Linked DNA regions of Homo sapiens: all the other regions are linked to region 4. Evidence: chromatin contacts called from ENCODE Hi-C or POLR2A ChIA-PET data. All regions are on one chromosome and are shown on one strand. Each heading gives the region's core, a stretch centred on a gene start or an enhancer-like site at or near the end of the contact. The rest is flanking DNA. Distances are from core to core; before and after follow the strand shown. Region 1 holds the start of ADSS2 (adenylosuccinate synthase 2). Region 2 holds the start of COX20 (cytochrome c oxidase assembly factor COX20). Region 3 holds the start of HNRNPU (heterogeneous nuclear ribonucleoprotein U). Region 4 holds the start of SH3BP5L (SH3 binding domain protein 5 like). Region 5 holds the start of DESI2 (desumoylating isopeptidase 2).

What was found. Hi-C counts contacts between places; a loop is a spot of excess contacts on that map. ChIA-PET counts read pairs that join two places held with the same protein, here RNA polymerase II (POLR2A). Pooled maps may share reads with other maps.
Region 1: a loop to region 4 is called in a map of CD8-positive, alpha-beta T cell, with 20 times the contacts of the local background. The contact joins the promoter of ADSS2 here to the promoter of SH3BP5L in region 4. A Hi-C loop is called at or near these places in 3 of 168 maps with a recorded cell type or tissue (CD8-positive, alpha-beta T cell and naive thymus-derived CD4-positive, alpha-beta T cell) and 11 of 50 pooled maps.
Region 2: a pooled map shows a loop between it and region 4 (8-fold over the local background). The contact joins the promoter of COX20 here to the promoter of SH3BP5L in region 4. A Hi-C loop is called at or near these places in 9 of 50 pooled maps. POLR2A ChIA-PET finds 5 or more read pairs at or near these places in 2 of 52 experiments (OCI-LY7 and activated T-cell).
Region 3: a map of CD4-positive, alpha-beta memory T cell shows a loop between it and region 4 (18-fold over the local background). The contact joins the promoter of HNRNPU here to the promoter of SH3BP5L in region 4. A Hi-C loop is called at or near these places in 2 of 168 maps with a recorded cell type or tissue (CD4-positive, alpha-beta memory T cell and naive thymus-derived CD4-positive, alpha-beta T cell) and 12 of 50 pooled maps. POLR2A ChIA-PET finds 5 or more read pairs at or near these places in 3 of 52 experiments (GM10248, T-cell and naive thymus-derived CD8-positive, alpha-beta T cell).
Region 5: a map of CD8-positive, alpha-beta T cell shows a loop between it and region 4 (15-fold over the local background). The contact joins the promoter of DESI2 here to the promoter of SH3BP5L in region 4. A Hi-C loop is called at or near these places in 3 of 168 maps with a recorded cell type or tissue (CD8-positive, alpha-beta T cell and naive thymus-derived CD4-positive, alpha-beta T cell) and 10 of 50 pooled maps.

What each region holds. Positions count from the first base shown.
Region 1 is chr1:244,450,187-244,454,118 of GRCh38, forward strand. ADSS2 (adenylosuccinate synthase 2) reads right to left here and starts at 1,723. Exons shown (of 13, transcript NM_001126.5): 1 at 1,449-1,723. The coding sequence starts at 1,631. It also overlaps a transcript of CATSPERE not described here. RefSeq lists silencers at 903-1,182, 1,623-2,112.
Region 2 is chr1:244,833,477-244,837,044 of GRCh38, forward strand. It overlaps COX20 (cytochrome c oxidase assembly factor COX20), which reads left to right and starts at 2,182. Exons shown (of 4, transcript NM_198076.6): 1 at 2,182-2,280. The coding sequence starts at 2,239. RefSeq lists enhancers at 93-852, 1,356-1,415, 1,956-2,075 and silencers at 1,576-1,915, 2,156-2,205, 2,246-2,535.
Region 3 is chr1:244,863,293-244,867,408 of GRCh38, forward strand. It overlaps HNRNPU (heterogeneous nuclear ribonucleoprotein U), which reads right to left and starts at 1,251. Exons shown (of 14, transcript NM_031844.3): 1 at 325-1,251. The coding sequence starts at 1,015. It overlaps LOC124904588 (UPF0764 protein C16orf89-like), which reads right to left. Exons shown (of 4, transcript XM_047439568.1): 3 at 1,371-1,439; 4 at 1,190-1,294. The coding sequence ends at 1,190. RefSeq lists silencers at 1-320, 1,301-1,400 and enhancers at 625-1,456, 1,457-2,287, 1,621-1,680.
Region 4 is chr1:248,823,975-248,828,072 of GRCh38, forward strand. It overlaps SH3BP5L (SH3 binding domain protein 5 like), which reads right to left and starts at 1,941. Exons shown (of 7, transcript NM_030645.3): 1 at 1,861-1,941; 2 at 779-1,392. The coding sequence starts at 961. MIR3124 (microRNA 3124) reads left to right here and starts at 2,403; the gene lies at 2,403-2,469. RefSeq lists enhancers at 1,613-1,672, 1,735-2,286, 2,043-2,302, 2,287-2,837, 2,413-2,462 and 1 more.
Region 5 is chr1:244,651,159-244,655,260 of GRCh38, forward strand. It overlaps DESI2 (desumoylating isopeptidase 2), which reads left to right and starts at 1,968. Exons shown (of 5, transcript NM_016076.5): 1 at 1,968-2,197. The coding sequence starts at 2,156. RefSeq lists enhancers at 639-1,212, 1,472-1,631 and a silencer at 1,712-2,481.

The DNA of each region.
Region 1 (3,932 bases), core at 473-2,972, 4.4 Mb before region 4:
AAGGTAGGTAAAGGCTGGATTTCTGGAGTATTTCCTAAGAAAGTGCGGGGCAGGAATTTAATGGCAACACCCTGAAGATTGCTAAGGTACAAAGTGTGTTGCCAGAGGGGTGGAGAAATAATAGGCTGGAAGGGAAGGAGGGAGAGGTGGTAGTGACAGTTTCCTAAGAGGCAATTAGTGCAACAGCTATTTCAGAATGGGCAGGGTGGATTTCTAAATGAAAACAAAACAAAACGAAACAAGGTAAATCAGAGAATATTTGCAGTATTTGCATTTAGCTTTTTAACATACCTGTGATTTCATTGTTTCTGCATGCTCAAAATGGTATTCAAGGGGGCCTATAACTTACTAGAACATATACAGCATGGCACCATCATATCATGCCATGCATGTTCAAAAACAAATATTCTTGCAACCTAAACAGATAGCAGTTAACTTCAAATATTACATTATGCTTTGTTTTGAAAGTGGTTATTGCTCATCTGCTTAGAATTTTGAAACTGGAGAGAGTTATCTGAGAGCCTTTACAAAGGCCTTACCCTGTATGCTGCGTCAAAGGAAACGACAAATAGGAAGAAAGGTTACACTGAAAACCACGTGTCTCCCGTTAGAAGTACATTACCACCTCGTTTTCCGAAAGTTCACTTTCGATGTCACCTTAACAATGCAAATATTTATTTCCAAATACTCAATTTGACATCCATGTATTTACTTCCCTCACTTTTTTTGAACAGAGAAGGGATTCCTTCCTCTGGGACCAACTAGTAAAAGTAATTTCTCCTTAACTTTCATGTATGGAGCACACTGTAAAAACAAAAACAAAAACAAGAAACTCAGGGCCCTAAAACAACAGTCCAAAGCCCAGAGGTGGGTGGGTTTGGATGTCAACAAAGTGGACCAGAGGAAGCAAAGCACTGCATGCCACGGTCCTGCAGATGGGGGATCGGTGAGTCTGATTTCAGGACGTTTCGAAACAATCCACTCCCACTCCGCCGCCCTGGGCGGGGCGGGGGGGCGGTGATGGGGGGTTCTGCCGTCGCGCCGGGTCTCCGCCCGCAGTCGGAAGAGTTGGGAGCAGGCCTCGGGCGGTAGCTCCTCAAACTCGGACCGCATCCCACCTCCACCCCGGCCTCAGTCCCGGCGCTGAGCACCACTCGCCAGACGCAAAACTGCAACTGCCAGGCATCGCGCATCTCTCAAAGGCTCCCCGCCAGCCCACCTCTTCCTCCAGGGCCACCCCAAGTTTCACCCGACGCTCCAGGTCAGGGGTCCCCGACCTCCCGCCATTTCTCCACGTAGCCGCAGCTCAGGACAGGAGGAGAGAGCCTCAAGGTGACACCTCATTTTGGCCAGTGGATCCGGGTTCTGGGTCCGAGTTCCCGGGCACCAGGAGCCAGGCAGCCCGAGCTCCCGGGCCCGGCTTCCCATGAGAGGCCCCGTCGCCTCACCTGGCAGCGGCACACGATGTCGGCGTCCTGCGCCAGCAGGTCCACCACCTTCCCTTTGCCTTCGTCGCCCCACTGCGCACCGAGCACCACCGTCACCCGGTTTCCTCCGGGCCGCGCCCTGGGGCGGCCGCAATCGCCGTTGGGCAGGGAGGATGCCGCCGGGTAGGTCTCGGCGAACGCCATGGCTCCAGTGACGCGAGGAGAGCCCGAAGGAGAGGCGGCCGGCGAGGAGTGAGCGAACTGAACTGCTCTGCGGCCGCCAGCCACATGCAGAGGAAGAAGGAGCCAGAGGCCGGCCCCGCCCCCGCCCCGCCGGGCCGCCACCCTCCAGCCAGTCCCCGCCCCGCTCTCCGCCACAGCCCGCTCAAGGGGGTACCATGACTGCCCCGCGCAGGCCGGCCTCGGCAGCACCGCCCGCAGGAAGAGGCCCTGGTGGCGGCAACGGCCGCCACCCCGGACCGAGGCCACGCCCCTTCCGCGGCCTGGCGCGCCACTCCCGTGCAAACCTCGCGAGCGGAAAAGGTCAGGGGCGGGGCTTCGAGAGCGCTTCTCCTTCAGCACCCCGCCTACCCGCTCTACCTCTCGCTTTCAAACTGGAGAGGCGCGGAAGCGCGTGTGGAGCGTCGGACTACAAATCCCAGCATGCAACGCTCTGGGCTGCGGCGGTGTATTCTGGGGCCACTGTGTCTGCCATCTGCAGGTTTGTCTGGATTTGTCTTTATTAAGGAATGAATGTGTACAAAATACAAACTGTGGAATTTCGCAGTACAAACAGCATAAAATCGGAACGTGTAAGTGTAGAATTGGAAATTAAAAGTCCGGAAGTAACAGAGATGGGGACAGGGATCAAAAAAGACAAAATTCAAAAGTAAGGCAATAAGATAAAGGACATGAGACCTGAAATCAATAGATCAAATAAAGTCCTAATCCTCATTTTACATAGTAGTAACAAAGGCTCAGAGAGGAGGAGTGGATTACCTATGTCGCATATAGTACATATATGCAGATACCGTCATGCACTTCTTTATTTTTTAATCCCCACAACCATATAAGGTAGGTGATCCTCTATTATCCTTATTTTACAGGATTTAAAAGCTGGGTAACTTGCCCTAGTGAGGCTTGAATTGGTACTTCGATAATCTAAGTCCAGAGCCCATGTCCTTCCTGTAGATTCCACTGTCTCTCAGTTACATTTGTAACTAGATTCTGGTGTATACCTACTGTTCATCTAATGCCCTTTCGACACCAACACAAATTAACTATGATGTTTAATTCTGATAAAAGGTGCTTCGAAAAAAAGTGGGAATGGAATCACATTATATGTACCGTCTCCCAAATCGCCTGTACATACTGTATGTTCACTAATGGTCCCTAGAGTACACTTTAGTATTTTATTTCTAGTCAATGAGTTAAGTCAGGAACATTGAGAACCTGCTATTAACTAACTAAGTGTCCTGGGCACTGATAACATAGGAGAAATAAAGATACAATTCAGCCCTCAAGGATTCAAATTATTTGGTCTATTGATTAGTAAACAATTATAATACTATGTGATAATTGTTGTCTATCTTGGCCTTATTACAAGATCACAAACATTTTGGAAACAAGAATGCCATCTATTTCTTTCTAGTCAAATGCCCGAGGTAGTGTTGGGCAGATAGTAGATACTGAATAAGCACACCTTACTAGTCATTTCCATTCAATTTTTTAAAATCATTTATGGGAGACTGATTTGAGTAATAATAAAACTCTGGTTTCCTGCACAGCCAGCTCTACATGAATTACTCTTTCTCTATTGCCATTTGCCTGTCTTGATGAATTGGCTCTGTCTAGGCAGTGGACAAGGTGAACCCCTTGGGCGGTTACAAATTTGGGGGCTTGTCTGGCATTGCCTTTGTGGCTACCTACTCGTGGTTCAGTGGCCCCCCTCCAGCAATGGATCCAGAAGCCTGCCCAAGCGGCCACCCAGTTCTCTTGGACTGGGGGCTGACTCTGGTACTCTCTCTACTGGTGGGGTGCTGCCAACCCAGTGTGCATGGATTTAATTGCAATGGAGAAATAGCCCCGGGGAGACGTCCCTTAACTGTAACCCTATCACAGGGTGTCTGTCTGTAGCCCCATTGCAGGGCAGGGTGTCTGGATTGGTGAGTATCCTAGGTGCTGCCAACGCCTCCTTTCTCCCAACTGGTTCTGTAGCCCTATGGTGAGGTGTCTGTAGCCCCATTGCAGGGTGTCTGTTCGGCTCCTGGGGGGGTCTCATTTGGCTCTTTCTAACTAGTAGGAAGAGTCCAGGTTTGGGAGACTTCTCCTGAATCAGGAAGATTTCAAGGAGGTTTCTCAGAAGGAGAATAGGAGGATAGTTTGGAAGGGATACTCCCGGAGTTCTTGGTTAGGGATCTGATTGGGAACGCCTTCTGTCCTCTCGTCTTTGTGTGCGTTTGTATATGTGGAAGGGATCTCAGAAGAGGTTGCTGATGGAAGTCC
Region 2 (3,568 bases), core at 932-3,431, 4.0 Mb before region 4:
GTGGCAGGCGCCTGTAATCCCAGCTGCTACTCAGGAAGCTGAGGCAGGAGAATCACTTGAACCCGGGAGGCAGAGGTTGCAGTGAGCTGAGATTGCGCCACTGCACTCCAGCCTGAGCGACAAAGTGAGACTCTGTCTCAAAAAAAATAAAAAATAAAAAATAAATCATCCTTATGAAAATACTTTTCAAAGACAAATGAAATAGACCCCAACAATGTCTACTCTAGCAAATTTTCAAAGTCATAATAAAAATAAAATAGGATGACTCGGTGGTGTTTTAGCTGGTACTTTTCCAGTTTTCCTTTTACAACATAATCAACAATGACTTCAAAAGGATTTCCCCCTCCTTCATGGAATATTACTACCTTCAACACGGCCTTTCAGATCCGGAGTTCAAAGCATAGTTAGCATTATAATTTCAGCAGAGAATCCAGAATTGGCAGGATATCACCAGTAGGGTGACTTTTTTTCTTTTCCCTAGCAAACAGTAGAGCAGTATGTAGTTTCTCCCCCCGCCCAGACGGAGTTTCGCTCTTTCTCCCAGGCTGGAGTACAGTGGCACGATCTCGGCTCCCTGCAACCTCCGCCTTCCGTTTTCAAGCTATTCTCCTTCCTCAGGCTGCCGAGTAGCTGGGATTACAGGCGCCCCCCACCACGCCAGGCTAATTTTTGTATTTTTAGTAGAGGCGAGGTTTCACCAAGTTGACCAGGCTGGTCCCGAACTCCTGACCTCGTGATCCGCCCGCCTCAGCCCCCAAAGTGTTGGGATTACAGGCGTGAGCCTCCGCGCCCGGCACAGTATGTAGTTTCTAACTACAATTTCAAAAACAAAAACAAAAAAACCCCCCCCGCCCCCGCAAAAAAAAACCTCAAAAAAAAAAATGTGACACATAAATACACAACCTTAACTGTGTATTTTACTGGGATTGTAGAAAGGTATCAAATGGGCATGCAAGTAAGGTCCTTACGGAGTAAGAAAACGCCCAATGAACAGTACTTAATATGAATTCGACATCGTTAACACTGAGCGCTTGCTGTGTGCCAGCGCGCAGCATAATTCGAAGCAGCATGACTTTGCACAATGACATATTCTACAAGTCCAGTTTCCTAAGGAGTGCCCTTAGGTTACATATAACCTAAACGTGAAATGTAGAAGTACATAAAGGAGGCATAAAGTTAAAGGGGAAAAATTATAAATACTAGAAAAAATTGCATTGTATTATTTTGATGGCTGAAAAATGGGCTCGACCCTGCATGCACGCGTTCTCCATTGAGCTCGACAATATGCAGTATTTTGTTTCACGTTATGTCGCAGTCTTAGGGAGGAGTGAAACGTGGAACACGACTTCACATCAAAAATGCACGTTGCAGAGGCATTTTTCCTTCGGGGACGCCGGAAGACTTCGCCACACGCGCGCCCTCTCCGCGGACACCAACGTGCTGACGCATGTTCATTAGCGAGCTGCTCCCTCCATTTTGTCCCCAGTCTCCTTTAGGCGAACTGCGCGGTTCTATGTTAAAGCCACTTAGTAATGAAACTATAAAAGGGAGGAAGTGGGGTGGGCGTGGGAGCCCCGTTTGCGCAAGGCAGGCGCGGGGGACTAAATGGCTGCTGGTGCAGAGTGGGGCTGCCCCGGCACCAAGGGCTCGTCCCGTGGCCGGAAGGACAAAGGACACTTAGGGGACGAGGGCCGCCGAGCCAGCGCGGAGCGCCTTCCGGGTCGGTGGGCTGGGGCGGGCTGGGGGCTGGGGCCGGGCCGACCCCCGCGGTGGGGCCCACCCCGCAGGACAAAGCAGCGGCCCCGCCCCTCGGCGCGCGCCCGAGGCTCGTGCGTGTGAGCACGCGCGCCGGAGACGGTTAGAAATGGCGGTTGGGGCGGAGCAGGGGGCTGGCGCGGGAAGCGGGGCTGTCTGGCTCGGTTACGCCCCCACCTCGCCAGGAATCTAGGAGTCGGTTTGTTTTCCGAACCCATCTCCTTCCGCTCTCCCGCCCCTGCAGGCTGTGTGCCGAGCTTGGAAGAAAGTGTGACCCGTTCGACGGAACAAAGGACATGACAGCCCGGCCCCGTGCGGCCACTGCGGAGCGTTAGGAACATTCCCTAAAATGGCGGCCGGCGCGTCGGAACAGGGCGGGAGGCGGCGGCGCGTGGGGGCGGGACGGGGAGGGGCGCGGCCAGCCGGGCTTCTGCTTCCGCGACCCCGGCGGTGCAGGGCGGGTGGAGTCGCGGAGTAGTCCTCATGGCCGCCCCGCCGGAGCCCGGTGAGCCCGAGGAGAGGAAGGTAACCTGGGGGTCGGCGGGGCGCGCGCCGCGGGTGGGCGGTGGGTAAGGACGTTCTCCGCGGAGCTCCTAGGCCCGGAGCACGTGTCACTGGCTTCTCTGCCACCCATGGGCTTGAAACTATTTTAACTGTTCCTAGTCCTTATCCCAAGCCTCCAACATTTTAATCTAAGTGGCCGGGACAAAATTGACCAAAACTAGGGGGAGGAGGGGACCAGTAGTACTAATGACTTACTACAGGTCATTATGAAATAAGCTAACAATACTGAATCTTTGGCGAGAAAATTTTGCTGCTAAGGGCACTGCACTGTAATTTGTTAGTAAAGGCTAATAGTAGAGATTAAAGCTCCGTTGAGGACAGGTGCCTTGTCTTTAACACGTTGTATTCATCACATTTAACATAGGAGTAATTGCTGAGGGATGACTTGATTGTACTACGATGAGATGAAGGGTTAAGATTTCTTCCCCATCACCAGTAGCCTCCCTAGCTGGTGTCCCTGTCTCCATACTCTCCTGAATCCACCTTCCACTATTGTCCGCTGGCCCTTTCCAGCCTGTAAACTGGACAGTTTTCATTCCTCTGCCTAACATCCAGTCGTAGCAGCCCATCCTATCTCTTTAAGGATAAAACCCAAATTCTTGGTATAGTAAAGCTAAACCAAGCGCTCTCCCTGGAAGGGCTCCTGTGTTTCACCAAAGCTGACTTACGTACTTTCCCCATCTTCCCAGGCATCTTGTACGTCGTTACATTTATCATATTGGAAGGTAATAAATGATCTTGTTTTCCTCTTTTCCTGGGCTCCTTATTAAGAGCAGGGAACCTAATTTATATCCTCAGGGCAGAACAGGTATTCAGAAAAGAATAATGCAAGAGGAAAAAAGTTTAATATAAACTAGGGAGATCGTAACATTGGCTAATCACGAGCAAATATTTATAGAAGACCCACTGTGTGCTAAATGGCTCCTAATATATACTTAAGATATTCTCCCAGCTTGGAAATTCTGCTCACTTCTTGCTCTTGCTTGCTTCTCTGGTGGGCTTCCATCCAAATTTGGCCATGACATCAGATCATATGGTTAATATTAACAAATATTGTATAAATTGTTTTCATACTTAATATCCAACAGGTTGTCAGTTTACGTACTACTGGTGCCTTATCTGTTTTTACTGTCCCATACACTGCCCATCTGGAATAAGCTTAGTGTTTAAAAAAAAAAAAAGATCTTTGCATACACACAGTAAATCCTAGATTCAGTTTTGTGATAAACACTGGAATCCTGAATGGGAC
Region 3 (4,116 bases), core at 1-2,500, 4.0 Mb before region 4:
ACCGGGCTCCCTCCCGCCGCCCGCCCGCGGCTCCTCCCCCTACAGCGGCAGCTGCAGCTCCCCCCGGCTCTCGAGCCACATAATGGAGGCGCTGCCACCGCCGACACACACACACACACACACACACACGCGCGCGCGCACACACACGCCCCGAGCCCGAGGCCTCTCGGCTAATCTGGGATTCCCCGCGCCCCCTCCCCCACCCTCACCGCGGCGCCCTCCCGCCCGGGGCTCCCTCCCCCTGCGGGGCTCCGGCAGGCCTGGGGCACGGTCCCCACCCCGCGCGGGCCTCCCGCCGCGCGCAACGTACAACGCAGCACTCACCCGCCGCCGGAGCCCCGGGGCGACCGCCGCCTCCGCCGCCTTCCGCCTTCTTCTTACCTCCCGCCTGCTGCTGGCCCTGCCTCGCCCCGGGCGGCGCCACCGTCACCGCGAACAGCGAGGTGGGGCCGCTGCTCTTCCCCGCGGCCTCCTTGGCGGCCCCGCGCTGCTGTTGGGGCTGTTGCTGCTGCGTCGCCGGCGGTTGAGGCTGCTGCTCCCCGTGCCCGTTCTCGTCGCCCGCGCCTTCCTCTTCGTCCCCGAGCTCATCTTCCCCTTCCTGGAAACCCTGATCGTCGCCGTTCTCGTCTTCCGAGGCGGCCTCCTCCTCCTCCATCGGGCCCGAGTCGGCCGCCCCCGCGGCCCCGTTCTCCTCTCCTAGCTCCATCTGGTCGCCGTCCAGAGCGGAGATTCCTTCCTCCTCCTCTTCCTCTTCCTCCTCCTCTTCATCGCCGCCGGCCGCGGCCTCCTGCTCGAGGCCTGCTCCCGAGCGCCCAGCGGAATCCCCGCCCAGGTCTAGGCTGCCGTTCCCGGGCTCCATGGCGGGGCGGCCCCCGGCCTCCTCGTCGTCCAGCGCAGCCTGGAGTCGCTCCATGAGCTCGGCCTTGAGACCCTTGTCAGAAAGGCGTCGCTTCTTGAGCTCCTCTTTCAGCTCCGACACCTTCAGCTTTTTTACATTAACAGGCGAGGAACTCATGGTGAGGGCCCCGATTCACCGCTAGGCGCTGCCTCAAACTCGGCTCCGCTCACTCGGCCACTGGTGGCGGCTGCTGCGGCTGCTCCTCGGCCCGGGCGGCGGCTGCGGCTGCGGCTGGAGATGGGTTCGTGCTGCAGAGCGGATCCGCCTGGTGTCGAACGGCGCCAATTCCTTTCACCGAGTTCGCGAGGGAGACGCGGAGACTCGCCTGGCGCGAGCGAGCACGCAACGTCCTCTCGCAGGAGCGGCGCCGCGCACGTAATATAGGCGCCCCGCCCCCTGCGCTGACGGGAGCACTGCGCAGGAGGAAAGCCGGAGCGCGCCCGCGCTCGGCCCCGCCCATTACCGTACTTACCTCCCCGCCCCCACGCCGAACCCGGGCCGAGAGCGCGGTGGAGGCCGCGCAGTGCGCTTCCAATTGGGACTGAGCAAATGGAGGAAAAGGAAACCGCCTTTCAGTTCAACCGACTCACTGCATGATATATTGGCCTTTCTGGGTCTTTGGTGGCTATACTCGTTTGGCTTTTCTCCTTCCCAGCTTGGAGGCTGCTTTATCCAAATGCTTTCTTCAGTCCTCAACTTGGCGTTTCAACCCGAATCCGCCTTTTCTTCCATCTTAGATCTGCCTTCTTATGTGTTTCTCCAGCTCTTCGTTTAAAACTCCTTCAAATCGTATTTCAGTTTTGACTGGTATAGCATACATTGGCAACTGTTACACGCAGCGGCTCTTTTCCTCATAATACCGTATTTGGTTTAATTTGTGTAAGTCCTGCCTTGCGAATTGGATTTTAAGTTCGAGAAGGGCAAGGGCAGAACCGTTCTTTTGTCTGTTCCACACCCCGGGTGCGGGGCCTGGGAAGTAGAGGCTTTGCTTACTACTCCATACTGCAAACCTTAGTGTACCTGCCTTTGCAGGGCAGCTATTCTCATGCTCTTAATAACCCTGAATAAACCTCAGAATTGCATTTCCAAGTTTTCTGTAGCTACCACAAAGACGGACCTCCAGTAACACTTGTTCTGTCCACTTTAGGACCTGGTCATCAGCTACGAAGTCCCAGTAGCTAACCGTGAGGGTGAGACCCAACTAGGTCTTTGATTATAGGCCCACTTGATTCTCTTCCTATTCCTGTAGAAATACTCTTGACCAAATTATTCTGAAACTTAAAGTTTACGAAAAATCAAGGGCTGTGATTTTGTAAAAAGAAAAATGGACTATCGCTCTTGAAATCCGTTATTTTATATGTTAGAAGTTTACTTTTTCTCTTTAAAGAAAAGATGTGATGTCTCGAAGTTTTAGATAGGGAAGTCAGAATTTAGATTCGTGATAGAAGTTAACATTTTAAACCCTAGATAATCTGCAGTGTCCAGCCAGTGTTCCATCTGACTAAGGAGATGGTTTATACCCACTGTTTGGTGCTCTAGGTGGCACAATAATATTGCCCCATTATTAATTTGAAATTTGGAAGTAAACACATTGAAATTTCTCCCATAGGCTAATATGATTTAACTAATTGATACATTTTATTTTTGAAGTTTATTTTCGGTAGCTTTTATGAAGCATTCTACCATACCTTGCAGTCATGTATACGTGAAATATTAACACTTGTGAAATGATTTGACTTGAAATTAATGGACTATGTACAGTACTACTGATAATCCCCAGTTCAAGTTAAGTGGTGAGGATAGCCCCCAAAATAGAAACTTCCAAACAGTGCCAGAAACTCATTTTAGCCTTTGGTTATAATTTTGAAGGTTATGAATAAGCCACAAACTGGAATTTGAAATTTTGTCTTCGTTCAGAAATGGGAAGAGAGCTACAGGGGGTTTACATGTTCACAAACTAGATAACTAATCCCTTAATGAATCAGAGTTAAATACAATTATGATGGTTCCTTAAATTTATGTGTCCTAGATATTATTTACACCTTTAAATATTAGTTATATGAAAACAAATTTCATTTACTGGAAAACACTAAACTATGAAAACAAAGATTGTATATCTACATATAGTAGATCTGTAACAGTCACTCTTGGAACATTAAGTCAGTTGCAAAAATAAACATGAAATACAACTTTTGATGCTCACAAGAAAGTTCTATGGCTTTATCTCCAAAAGTTTTGGAGAACTTTAGAGCTGGATGGGGCCTGGAGATCGATCTGCAGTCCTGTTCATTTTACTGCCCAGGAAGCTGGGACCCTCACCCCCCACACCAATGGGCTTTCTATTACATTGTGCTGTCTTAGACAACATTTGAAAGAAAAACAATTTCTGCTCAAAGAACCATCATCATACTATCCTTTTCACAAACAGAGGAAATATGCCATTCCATAGTCTTATGTTACCACTTCAAAGTACAAATGGTGACATCTTATTGATCATTTTTGCTTCTTATATTTTTAATGCTATCATGATAGTCCTGCTCTACAGAGACCTGTTAAAGTGCAGGTCACTTCCTGTAAATCTCTGAAGGACCTCTAAGACAATTTAAATTCCCCCTGTGTCAAATCCTAGAGGCTACCAAGAATACCGCGTGCCGGAGGAGACAAGTTAATTCTCAATAACAAAAAATGATTCAAGAATGACCTATGAATAATTGATCTGTGAGAGGTAACTACAAAGTTTTGGTGCTCTGCATGTCTAGCTTACATTTTTGAGGTTTAAGCAAAGGAAATGCTATACTTTGTCACACAATTTATTCAGCAAATATTTTTTCAATACTTTCTCAAAAACATTTTATAGTCATAACGATGAGGCAGTTCCAGAGATCTACAGTTAACAAAGTATCCTGCACTTAAAAATTTGCTGGCCAGGCCCAGCGGCTCATGTCTGTAATCCCAGCACTTCGAGAGGCCGAGATGGGAAGATGGCTTGAGGCCAGGAGTTCGAAACCAGCCTGAGGAACACAGTGAGACTCCATCTCCACAAAAAATTAAAATTAGGTGGCTGTGGTGGTACGCCTGTAGTCCGAGCTACTCAAGGGGCTGAGGTAGCAGGATCACTTGACCCCCGGCAGTCAAGGCTGCAGTGAGCCGTGATTGTACCACTGCACTCTAACCTGGACCACAGAGGGAGACCCTGTCTCAAAAAAAAAAAAAAAGAA
Region 4 (4,098 bases), core at 691-3,190:
GGCATCTCTTCCACATGGAGTTGGTCTTCCTCACTGACTACCCCCAGGTCTCCTACACAAAGATCTGCCTGTCCTACCAACTAGATTGTAGACACTCCAAGGCAATAAACTGCTCTTCCATTCCTTTAGGAGACCCACTATCCTGAGGGCCAGGTATGTATGTTACTAAGGATTGGCCACAACAAAAGTTACAAATCCTTGAACATATGGGGTTTCTTTATAGATCTAAAGTTGATGCTACCTTTATAACACTGGAAAGGTCTCACTGTTTACAAGGGTGAAACACATTATCAGAGCAATGTGGGCCGCACATCCCTGGAAGGTACCGCTGAGAAGGTGAGAAAGGGGAAAAGATTCTCTCACTCAGCCTCAAAACTGTCCCCCAGTATCAAAGTCATCTCCTCTCACACAGCATCCCTAACTAAGGTGGCAGCCCCTCTGCTTATCTGGAAAGAAGTACAACACACCTACCCTCCACTGACCTAAAGTGTGCCTCCTCCATCTACTGCCAAGTGACACTTTGCTCCTTCAGTGAAGCTTTCAGCAATGCCTCCCAAGCACTAAGGCCAGGCCTTTCTCTGCACTCCATCAGCACTTCAGACACACAACTCTTTTGGAACTTGTTACATTACCCTGCAATGATTTGTTGACAAACTTGTTCTCCTTTCCTGCCCCAGCAGACTGGGGACAGAGTAAGTCTAAGCCCTCATTCATCCAACACTCTTCAGGGAGGCTGGAATCTGGGCTCTCCTTCTCTCCCTGCTCTCAGTGCTCTCACCTGTATTCTAGGATCCAGTTCTTCCTCCTCTCTTGGGGACAATTTGGCCTCACTGCTGCTGCTTCCACCTCCTCCAGGCTCTTCTGCGACTGGGCTCCTAGGGACTTCATCCTCTACAACTTCAGGCCGCAGCTCCCCCTGTGGGGTCTCCCGCCCTCCTGGAACCTGTCTGAGCTCAGCCATGCTGACAGGGGGAGGGCAGAGCCCTATGCACAAGAGAGGACTGACATGCTGGGACCAGGGCCCCAGCTTGGGGCTTCCTGGGCTCTAGATGGCCAGGAGAAGAGTTTCTCTTCTCAAAAGGCAGAAAAGGTGGGCACAGGAAGAACCTCACACTAGGTTAGAGGTTGAGATTCAAGTTGTCAGTGGGGTTCCTAGAGCTGAAGCCTTGTCTGTGCAAAAGTTCTTCCCTTCCCGCCACAGGGAGTCCACTGTGACAAACCCGGAGCAACAGCTCCAAGGCAGGGGGCAAAGGGGGCTTGGATCCTGGACCGAGGCCTGCTAGGAGGAGCACCATTCGGGAGGGTGGAGGCAGGCGCCTCCAGGCTGTGGTGGCAGCTGGAGAGAGAAGGCTGGGCCCGAGCTGAGGCTGTAGGATGAGCGTCTCTGGGGAGCTGCAGAGAAACAAAGGCCAAGTATATGGTCATGTCAGCATCAAAACCGCAGCCACCAGCCCCTTCCAACTCTACAGCCTCCCAAAAACTACACTCTCACCACGCCCCCACCCATGTATTCCGACCAGTCCCTACCTCAACTTCTCTCCTTAGCCCTCAAGGACTTTAGATTCTACTCTTCCCCCGTCCCAGCTCCTCTCGACCCAGGCCCTCCTCAACCAGCGCCTTCGAGACTTTCCTCTGCACCCCTAGGCTCTCCTCCATCTCCTGTGGTCTCCCGCTCGTCCCACTCCACCCCAGCCCGGCTTTGCGATTCACCTTGTAACCCCGAGCCCCACCCCACCTTCTCTGTCCAACCCGAGACATCTAAGCCTCCCGTCTCCAATTCCACACTCTTCCGCAATCCCAAGGACCCTACTCCCGTCCATTCTACCCAGCCATGCGCAAAAGCCCCCCGCACAGCCTTACCTCAGTTTACCTTCCCGTCCGCGGAGCTTCTATGCTGCAAACAATCTCCCCCCCTCCCTCCCCGCAACAAGCCGATCCAACCAAAAACGACCAGGCAGACCAGAAGCGGAAATACATCATCGGTGAACAACGCTCTCCCTCCCACGCTCTCTCTCAAGCCGGGCCTCCTCGGGAGGCCTCACACTCCCCCGCCCTGCCTTCAGTTTCCGTACAAAATGGTGCCCCACGTTGCTCAGGCTAGCCGTAGGTTGCCTCCAGACCATACTCCACCAAGGCTGAATGAAAGAAAAACATGAGAATGTGGTGCTGAAGAAAATTAGGGCGCGGGACGGAAATCGAGAGTAACTGGTGAGAAGAGGAATACTAGATATAAAACGGAGATAATAGCCTCAGAGTGAGTAGTGCCATCTTGCTTTACGGAGCTGCGGCGGCGGCTGCCGGAAAGCCACTTCCGGCCTGCTCCACGGAGGCGGGCGCGACGCCGAAAGTGAGCTGGTAAACTTCCGGCAGTGGCTCCGGGGGCAACTCGAGTCCGGACGCTGGCGGGCTTCGCGGGCGAAGGCAAAGTCGATTTCCAAAAGTGACTTTCCTCACTCCCGTGAAGTCGGCGGAACCCTCCACTAACGGCGTCTGAGCGGACGGCTCCGATGTGTAAATCCCACTCCTCGAGGCCTCTGGACCTTGCACCTTGAACGACGTTTTGGTGGGGTCACCAATTGCTCCGTGAATACTAACCAGGAACTTAGTCAACATTAACTCAGTTAATTCACTCGTGCACCCAGGGTCAGATGCCCTCGATGAGCAGGAGTTTGTTACATGGCATTGTGTATCGTTACCTAGGTCCCTGAGCGAGCGCCTGCTTGTCACCTCTAGGTGTCGCTTGGTGAGGGGAGGGCCTAGGCCTAAGGGGAAGGGCTTCATTCAGGGTTGGATGTTTTGTTTTTACAAAAGGCGTAACTTCCTCAGAGTCAACTCAAAACTTTGCCCTGCAGATGGAAAAGGCAAATGGGCTGAATTCCCCTCCTTTTTGGATCCTGTCAAAGACAACCCAGCTAGACATTGAAGCAGTGAAAAAGACTTTTTTCAGTAACTACTTACAGAAAGGAAAAGAACTGACCTCTGTTCCGATTTGTACAGAAGTGACTGGGCATTTCAAAGGGAGAATGAAGGAAGGAAGGTGATCAGGGCTCAATAGTGTTGGAGAAGTGAAAAATTACAGATTTGATTGGCATAGATGCGATTCGGCCAGATGTGTCTGCTAGCTAGCAGCTATAGAAGTTAGAGTGCTTTTTTATGTATTTATTTATTTTGAGACGGAGTTTAACTCTTGTTGCCCAGGCTGGAGTGCAATGGCGCGATCTTGGCTCACTGCAACCTCCGCCCCACCCCCACCCCCGAGTACAAGAGATTCTCCTGCCTCAGCCTCCCGAGTAGCTGGGATTACAGGTGCATGCCAACACATCTGGCTAATTTTTCTATTTTTAGTAGAGACGGGGTTTCGCCACGTTGGCCAGGCTGGTCTCGAACTCCTGACCTCAGGTGATCCACCCGCCTGGGCATCCCAAAGTGCTAGGATTAGAGGCGTGAGCCACCACGCCCAGCCTAGCTTGCTATTCTTGCACTGAGATTGGGAGGTAGAGGCTCTGCCCTTCTTGACGATCAATTTCAAAGGAATGGCTCTCAGGTCCTTTAGAAGGACCTCTTGAGTTGTAGCAGACGCATAAACACCTTAAAGAGAAGAAGGAAGGATTCATAATGGTAAGCCCTTAATAAACGCCCTGAGAAAGGGAGGTCAGGAGCCTATCATCAGGTGTTGGCTAGAACAAATAGTAAATTCTCCTGGTAGCATTGAGCTTTCTCAGGCAGGCATTTTCATGGGGGAGCTGGGGTTCTCCTAGGGACATGATCTGACACTGCTAGAAGGCATGCTAAAGTTTGTCTCTTAGTAACTCAGAGGTTTGGATGGAGTCATGTGCCAAGAGTTCTACAGTTCTCAGTCCATTTCTTCTATCCCTTCATCCCATGAATAACGATTTTTTTAAATTGAGCAGAGCAAAATATATTCCTTTAAAAGAGGTGATTGAAAACAGATTTTTCCATTAAATTGGAGGTTTTGTTTTTAAAATTACAAAAGTGATTTTTCTAATTTCAATAAGTCAGCAGGACCTTGAGTAACATTGTCTAAGTGGACAGCTTTGATGGATAATAATGCCTCAGTCTTCTACCACAGTCCTTTTT
Region 5 (4,102 bases), core at 718-3,217, 4.2 Mb before region 4:
AGTGCCAGGACTATCCACTCAGTTCCCCAAGTCAAAAATCTAGAAGTTATTCTCGAATCCTCTCTCCCTAACCAACTCAACATCTAACCCATTAGCAAGTTCCACAGACTTTACTCCAAAATATTTAAACTCTAATTATTTCGGTCTCCACCACTATCAGCCACAACGAAGCCACTTGCTGGCATGCACTTCTGGAACAGCATCCAATTGGTGGACTTGATTAACTTTTGCCACATAACCACCCCCAAAACTTTGTGACTTAAAACATTATTTCTCACATTCTGTGGGTTGGCTGGTCAGTTCGTCCGATCCATGTGGTTGTGGCCAGGGAAGGATAGTCCGGGAGAGCTTCACATGTTCGCAGTTGGTTGGTTGTCAGCTGGATGTGGGCCGTGACTTGACCACGTGTCCCTCATCATCCATCAGGCTAGCCCACACTCATTCCTAAAATGGTGGTCACAGGACTCCCAAGTTCAGCAAGAGGGCAAGCCCCAACTCACAAGTGTTTTTTAAGCCTCTGCTTGCACGATGTTAATGTCCCACGTCCACAGCAAGTCACAGTCCAGTGCAGTCAGTGGGGGTAGACACCACCAAAGAGTATAATTTGGGAGACTGGAAATAATTTGTGGCTATTTTCACAATCTGCCACACTCATCTCCCTATTTCCACCTCCTTTGCCTCTCTGAAATCCATTTTCCACACAGCAACCCAAGTAATCATTTTTAAACACACGCACACTCATTTCACTCCCTGGTCCAAACTTATGGCTTCGTTTAAAATACAACCCCTGTTATGAATTTTAAAATCCTTCCGGGATCTGGCCTCTGCCTACCTGCCCAGCTCATCTAGTACCGTCGACTCCTTGCCTACTGTGTCCCAGCAAGAGTGATCTTTTGTTTCCTTGAATACAGAAAACTCCTTCATGCTTCAGATCTTTGCATTTGTTCCCTTTGACTGAAATACTCCTCCCCCTCATATCTGCGGGGCTGGCTTTGTCATTCACATTTCAGCTTAAAACTCATTACAGCGATCTTCCCCGTGCAGCCAATTTAAGAATGACTTCACCTTACTTAAATTTTCTGCAAAGCACATACCAGTGATATTTTGTATGTCCCTGTTCCTGTTTATCACGGCATTCCCGAGGGCCTACAACACTGCCTGGCACATAGGAAGCACATAACAAACATTTGTTGAATTAATGCAGAGCTGCATACTACGTCCCAGGATTGTGCTAAGCTACGGTTACTGTACCCTTCCCATCTCAGCAGGATAGTTTCACAAAATGTAAATTCCACATTGAGGATTAATTGGATGCACGTTACACCTCATCCCACACCAGTAACTCGTCTTCCTCTATTTCCCCACCACTCCCCTTGCCAAATAAAAGGTGAGGAAGCATTTGGAAAACTTAGGGTCATCACTCTGGTCTTTTGCCACATTTCGCTGGCTTCATCGAGCTCAACGCAACATGAACTACTAACAGCAGCAGCACCTGAGATGAGAGGGTGAATGAAGGTAGGAGATTTCACCGCCCGCGGGCGGCAAGGGATCTGCCGCAGCTCTAAAGCACTGCATGCTGGGAGTTGTAGTCTCCCGGGGAGGCCTGGTCTGGTAGGACCGGGGCCCCCGCGGCATGCAGGGAGTTGTAGTCGAAGGGCTGTTGAGACTCCGCCTCTGCACTTATAGTAGCAAGGGGGAATCCTCACTGCATGCTGGGAACTGTAGTCTTCCTGGGTCCCCGTTCCTCCAGGACGCGGAGGCGCCGGAGTTGCCGCCATTTTAGGTCCCGAGGTGCGCCGGCCGAGAACCAGAGCGCAGGCGGGCTCAGTCCTGGCGCCGGGCCGGCCCCGCCCCCGGGGCGCCTGGCGCCCGCCCCTTGCTCAAGCCCCGCCTTTCCCCACGTGTCTGCCGCCTAGGGGAGGTGCCTCATCCGGAGCGGGCCGCCAACGGTCCGGCCCCGTCCGCACAGACGCTCCTGTCGGCGGCGCCCGGGAGCGGCTCGGCTGCCCGATGCTTCCGCCCCGGCTGCCGCGGGCCGGGCTGTACGCTTAGTGCCCGGCTCAGGCCCCCTGAAGCGCCCGCGGGGGTGAGAGCGGCCTCCGGCCCCGCGGAGACGGAGCGGCTTGAGGACGAGGCGGCGGCCGCGGGGAGGAGGATGGGGGCTAACCAGTTAGTGGTGCTCAACGTGTACGACATGGTGAGTGCGGCCCCTGGCGGCCCCGAGCCCTGGCCCAGGCCGGCTTCCTCTCGCCCGTGGGGCTCGGACCCCGGCCCCAGGCGCTTCCTGCCTGGCGTCTCCGCCTCCAGCCTAGTTCTCGGGGGAAGCCGGGGGTGAAGGAGGGAGTATTGTTATTTTTTAATCCTCGCACTCGTCGACGCTCCGGTGAACCCAGTCAGCCCGAGGGTTTTGGCCAAAGCTCGGGTGGGCTTGAACCTCTCCCATCCGCTCAGCTTGGACCCGACCCCGGCTCTGGGCCCGACCCCTTGGCCGACGTGCAGTGTCCTTTCGGCAAAGCTTCCGTTGCGTTTCCAACCCCACTTGCCGGCCCCCGGGGCTGCCCCGGGACCCCCGTCCCGACCGCCTGCGCTCCCAGCTCCTCTGCTTCTGCCGAACTGTCCGTCTCTCTCCATGGCTACGTCTTCAGAAACTCCCAAGCCCCTCTAAGTCCAGAAGGTCACAGCTTTCGGGTGCCTGTGCTAGAATCTCTTCAAAGGTGAACAGGAGCCAACACACCCTTTCCTTGTGTGTTAAAGGCAACCTCGTTAAAATATGAATGAGGCTAACATTTCTCAAGAAAATAGCCCAGCTGAATTATTTAGAGATCCTGGTGGTGCTCCTTTCCTACACTCTGAAGACCACTTTCCAGGTGATGCAACAGGTGACGTGACCACGGGAGAGGGAAGGGAAGAAGTTGTTTATTGTATCATCTAACTTTGGAGTATGGCAAGCACGCAGAATCGAGTCCAAGAACTGGTTTGCCTGATTTTTGCAGTGAAATGCCCCCAGAAAAAAGCACCCGGTAGAGAATTGTCGTTGCAGTTAGATGCATGTTTGGGTGTGTTTGCTTGCTTTGTTCTGTAGAATGGGTTTTTGTTCTGTAGACTGGATTAGTACCTCTGACTGCAGTGCTTAAAATTCCTTGTAAGTTGACTGACAAATGAAAAATTGCCCGTCGTTATTTTTGTTGGCTTAAAGATGCAGGAGAGCAGAAATACTACAGGCCAAGAGTCTTATACAGTTCTAAACTTTGTATTCCCTTGTATTATTTATAAGTTTCTAAATTTACAGTGTTATTATATCTTGGGTAGAGTGGGATTTCTCATGCCATATCTGGGAATTGTGTCAGAAGGGTGTAGGAACTGCCTGCCACTTGAGATGAGTCCTCTGTTGAATTCTGATGTGAGCCTGGAGATGAAAGGAGATGAGTTAACATGCTGAGAAAAGTGGAACAGGACAGAAAAAGTTGAAGAGGAGAATAAGCCAAACAAAAGATCCTAGAAAACCATGGCACTTTGTAAGTTCTGTGGCCTGTGTCACTGGTTGAGAAATAATTCTCTGGATTTAAACTTTTTGTGTTCAGCTGAACACCTTTATCTTTCAAGACTCTTAACTGCCCTTTTACTTTCTCTGTGCACATCCCCCTAATCTGAATTTGGTTTGTTTTTTATTCATGAGGGCTATTACTGTCTTTCAGAATATATTCTGCTCTTGAGATCACAGTGTGCCTTTTCTCCTAGATTATTAAACAAACCCGTATTTAAATTAGGAGTATACAGTGGCCAGAAGCCATGGTTTCAGAGCCTAAAAGAATTTGTGAGAATAGAGGAAGAGAGTTTTACCTTTTATATGAAAACGAAAATGCATGTTTTGGCATATAGTGGGCTTCTTTACACTTGAGGCATTCTGTGATACAGGAAAATCTGCAAATTGTGGTCGATTGGGAAAAGCTAGAGATGGTATTCAGTATTTTCGAAGGGAGGACTGTTCTGAACGATGTTAAAATATTGACTAATGAGCGAGATCTTATTCTTCACATCAAGTTTGTAAAATAGGTAGTTAGAGAAGCAGCAGACAGGGGAGAGAGTAAGTGATCTGCCTAAA